Linked DNA regions of Homo sapiens: region 2 is linked to region 1. Evidence: read pairs that join two places in POLR2A ChIA-PET (ENCODE). Cell type or tissue: PC-9. All regions are shown on one strand.

Region 1 (2,500 bases):
CCATCACCTGCCAAGAAAAGTCCCTCACAACCTTGACTTAAAAAGCAAAGGCCCATGATAACTCTTGTCTGGATGCTACAAGAGCCTCCTAATCAGGCTCATGGCCCCCATTCCCTTCTACAGATAGCCACCAGTTTGCTTCCTGAAGGGCTTGGACCATGAGCATGTCAAAGCCTTGCTAAAGCCTCTTCAATGGCTCCCCATGACACAGGGTGAAATAAAGTCCCTAAGTATGACTTTAGGAGTTCCCATGACCTGGACATCTCTCCAGCTTCATGCTCTGCTGCTCCTCTTCAGTAAGCCTCCAAGAAACCAGTACACAGAGACTGTGGATTCATGCTATTCTCTTAGACCAAAATACCTCTTCCTCCCCAACTACCCAACTGCAATACCAAGCTCCAATGACACTTCGCAAAGTAAAAGGACCAGTTCTTTTACAAATCTTGGAACTAGGGAAGACCACCAAAAACACAGTGGCCTTTCAGCTGGAACTGCCATCTTCCAGTAATTCACCAAAATGACAAACACAAAGGGAAAGAGGAGAGGCACCCGATAGATGTTCTCTAGGCCTGTTAGAAAACATGGAGTTGTTTATTTGGCCACGTATATGAGAATCTATGAGAAAGGTGATGCTGTAGACATCTAAGGGAATGGGTACTGCTCTAAAAAGAATGCCCCACAAGTGTTACCATGGCTAAACTGGAAGAGTCTGCAGTGTTCCCCAGCATGCCGTTGGTACTGTTGTAAACAAAAAAGTTAAGGGGAAGATTCTTGCCAAGAGAATTAATGTGCATATTGAGCACATTAAGCACTCCAAGAGCTGAGATAACTTCCTAAAAAACATGAAGGAAAATGATCAGAAAAAGAAAGCCAAAGAGTTCAACTGAAGTGCCAGCCTGCTCTACCAAGAGAAGTGCAACTTTGTGAGAACCAAGGGGAAGGAGCCTGCTGCTGGAACGTATGAACTCATGGCATAGTAGATGTTAAAAAAATAAAATAAAATAAATACAAGACTTCTGGGCTGCAAAAAAAAAAAACACAGTGGATAATACAGCCACTATTGAATGCACACTCACAATGTGTTGGGTTCTTTATATCCATTTTTGCATTGAAGTATTATTTAAGCACTACCACCCATCTTCAAGTGGAGGGAACAGAGACTCAGAGAGAATACTGAGCTCATTCAGGGTCTCTTAGTCCACCTCCAAATGCTTAAATCCCTAATTTAACTTTGCAAATTGATTTCATTCAAATGTGAATTTCATTAGCTGAAAAATCCCAAGATAAACAGTTGTTTAAAAGATAAAATCCCATTTTTCATGTTTTTCAAAAAGAATTAAATTCACATCATGTTGCTTGAAGTCCCAGACCACCTCTAAAAAAAAGTACCATGAACTCCACAATTTTTCAATTACTTTGGTCCAGACCAGCAGTGATAAAAATGCTCACTTTCTAAAAAGTGTATTTATGTATCACTGTGCATACACACATGGATTTATTTGGTTTTATTCTTTGGATTTATTTGAATTCTATGGCTATTTATTTTGTGACCCCTAACTGCTTCCTGCTAGAACAACAATTTACTTTATCAAATTCATACTGGTGCTTTGAAAAGAAAGAACAGCAACACACCACAGTATTGTGCCTGACCTTCTCAAAGTAAACACAGAGGGGCCATGACAGGCAATAGCCATTAGGTTTTAAAACTTTGTCTCTGCAATGGAGGAGAGGGGGGCAGGGAAAGGCAGTGGATAAACGTTCTGGCTTAGAAATGATCTTTAGGGGTTAGGAGCCTGGGAGAGAAATCATATGGTCCCGAACCATCTTCATGCCACTGCCTAAACATTTTGAAATGCAACCAAGTTGGCTATGAAAAGTAGCTGAGAAGCCAGCAGTATGATATTATTAATAGTCTGCTTTTAAAGTTCCACATATTGAGATTTAAAAGTTGAGCTGCAGTTGCTCTGGTGCCTAGGAGCCAAAGTGTTGCTAATAAACTCAGGAAGGGAACAGACCCCAAGTTCCTTACATTTGCACTCCACTCTCAGACCTCCAGCTTCTATTTTTAATAGTGCTCACATGATAGGCCTGTAAAACATATGTTTCTATGGACAATAAAACACATATAAAAGAGTTTTGGAGTTAGACAGAACTGGGTTAATGATCTTGACTCTGCTCCCTACTACTTGAGTAAGTTATTTCACATCTCCAAAACTCCCTTTCTCATCTGTTTAATGGGAAGAATGAAATCTAACTTTAGGGTGGTTGGGATTATATAAAAATTAAAGCATTCATTCAACAAATATTTATTGAGGCTTAACTATATATATTAAGTTACAAGGAACACAAAGATGACCCAGACCCTGCCCTCAAGAAGCTTACAATCCAGCAGGGGAAGACACATATCATCAAAATCAGTTGAGAAGAAAGTCAAGGCAATAGCACTGAGTAATGCCAGCATAGAGTCCGGGACACACTGTGGACACTCAATGAATGTTAA
Region 2 (2,500 bases), 150 kb after region 1:
CATTGGGTGAGAAGCAATGGGATGGGGAAGGCGGATCCCTATATTAATTAGTTGGAAGCTGTTGTCAAGGTCTTGGCCTTTTTGTCTGAGTGATGGGTTTGTAGGTATTACATTATTAAAAATAGTAATTAAATAAAAGGTCATTCATGGACTACTGAAGACAAGTGTCATCAACCAAGCATGATTGCTACATTTCTATGTAACTGAGTTCTAACTAAAGAAAAATCTTATGTGTATGTAGCTACATAAATAATATTCTAAAATCTCAATAGATTTTACCACCAAAAAGGTGTACTCATGAATGTTGATTTTTGGCTAACTTTGGAAAGATTTCTATTTTTTTTGATTTTCATATACTATTTTATGTGGCTATTTCCTAAAAATGCGTATAACTTGGTCAACTGGAAAATGCTTAGGATTTTTCTGGATTATTAATTTATTTTTACCAATTAGAAATGCTGTTTCTGAAAAATTTTTAAACTACATTAGTTTATTTCTCTGCTGTACTAGGAAAATAATACTGAGAAGTATGAGTGATTCATGATTGAATTTCTTGTAATGCTTCAATATACTTGTATTTTAGACAGCACAAGAGATTTGACTTACTCAGGCCAGGCTTAGAATGTAATCCTGGAATTTGCCTTTTCCACTAAATCCTTAATGTAAAACTGTCTTTTTAAGACGTCTTCCTTCTGAAATTTGTTTCCCTTTGTCCCTACCCCATTGTGGTTAGGGGTGGGGGACAAAGGGAAATTTTATTGGTTGAAGTTTTGCTGTAATTTTGCTATGATTTTTCAGTTTCAGATTACTCTGGTTTTGGCTCTAAGCACTCACGTTATTTAAAAGTGCTAATTTATACATTTACTTAAATACCTACTTTGTTATAGGCACTTTACTAAATACATATTCATTAATCAAATTATTGTAATAATAAAAACATATAATTACAAACTGAGATGCGTGGTCTGAAGCTCAGGAAAACGCATCTGTGAGTGCAAAAAGGCACCTCACCTGGACTTAGGAAGTGACTTTTAAGCTGAGATCTAAAGGATGATTAGGGCTCACTCAGGTCATAGTATAGGATTCAGGTCAGTGAAAACAGCTTATACAAAGGAGCTGTAGCAGGAGGAGGTACAGCATGACTAACACTGAAAAATGTAGTATGACTCAGTGTTGTGACTCAAAGGTGAGACCAAACAACAGAGATGGCAAGGGCCTGATTTATTCAGGACCTAAGAGCAATGGGAAACCTTTGAAGATTCTAAATTGAGAGGCTACTGGAGATCATATTTGTGTTTGAAGAGAATCTTTATTTAATGTCTGTCTTTCTGGCTAAACTGTAAGCTCCACGAGTAGAGGCACCAACTTTTGATCTCACCGAGTACAATACAAGTAGGTACTCAATAAATGTTGTGTCACCATTTAATAGCTTAGTGCCTGGCAGACAGTAAGTGCTTAGTAACGTTATGATTTTCATTGCTCTAGACTGGCCTTTAGTGTAAGACAGTGGCTGCTAAGGATTTAGAGGTTTCATGAAATAATTAATTCCAAGAATATCTGTTGAAGACCTGTGATATACTCAGAAATGGCAGCTAAATTTATTTATTAGAATGTCATCACTTCTTTTCTTTTGTGCCCCATCTAGGATGTACAGAGCACAAAAGTGATTGAAAATTGTTACTAAATCAGACCAACCTACAGTGAGGTGCTACAGCAGATGCACCTGCCCTACAGTATTCAGTTTACGTGATCACTTTGGTGCTTGTAAAGATAGCTTTTATAAAACTATTTCTTCTAGAGTTCTCAGTATAATTACCTTTCCAAAGTTCATTTGAAATAGTCTCAATTCTTCTTCAGTCATATTCGTTTATTTTATATAAATTAGAATACCTTGCCATGTTTCTTCCCAAAGACTAATGATTGCCATTCAAAATATTTCTTCTGGCCAGGCTTGGTGGCTCATGCCTGTAATCCCAGCATTTTGGGAGGCCAAGGCGGGCAGATCACTTGAGGTCAGGAGTTCGAGACCAGCCTGGCCAACATGGTGAAACCCCCCTCTCTACTAAAAATACAAAAATTAGCCGGGCATGGTGGTGCATGCCTGTAGTCCCAGCTACTCGGGAGGTTGAGGCAGGAGAATTTCTTGAACCCAGGAGGTGGGGTGCGCAGTGAGCCGAGAGCATGGCCGCTGCACTCCAGCCTGAGTGGCAGAGCAAGACTCTGTCTCAAACAAAAGAAAAAAAGTAACTAATTTTAACGTCTCCAAAACTTGGTTTGGTAAAATTGTGTATAGGGGTGTAAGTTGTAGTTTTTGGGAAAAAAATTTATTTTATCAAATAAAGCTAATTTTTTTTCTTAGTTTTTAATGTGCCCAGCTTTGGATGCCTAGAAACACAGACACACAGACACACACACACACACACACACACACACACACACACACACTCTTAATTTTTCATGATGGGAATTGTTTAACATTTACAAAAGTAACGCGGTGAAA

Evidence for each region. Peaks named below come from ENCODE experiments on the same cell type or tissue, not always from the same donor. Only the 100,000 strongest peaks of a DNase experiment are listed, where the experiment ranks them.
Region 2: POLR2A ChIA-PET joins it to region 1 with 6 read pairs; 2 of 35 experiments call an interaction of 5 or more read pairs at or near these places.

Annotation. Positions count from the first base shown.
Region 1 is chr1:56,537,935-56,540,434 of GRCh38, forward strand. All of the region lies in intron 1 of PLPP3 (phospholipid phosphatase 3), which reads right to left. It also overlaps the pseudogene RPL21P23. Among named protein-coding and RNA genes, the nearest start is that of PLPP3, 40 kb to the right of the region's middle. In PC-9, no CTCF peak of the experiment used is centred here; no DNase peak of the experiment used is centred here.
Region 2 is chr1:56,687,493-56,689,992 of GRCh38, forward strand. All of the region lies in intron 2 of PRKAA2 (protein kinase AMP-activated catalytic subunit alpha 2), which reads left to right. Among named protein-coding and RNA genes, the nearest start is that of PRKAA2, 43 kb to the left of the region's middle. In PC-9, no CTCF peak of the experiment used is centred here; a DNase peak (open chromatin) is centred at 1,139; H3K4me3 peaks cover 386 bases; H3K27ac peaks cover 2,284 bases.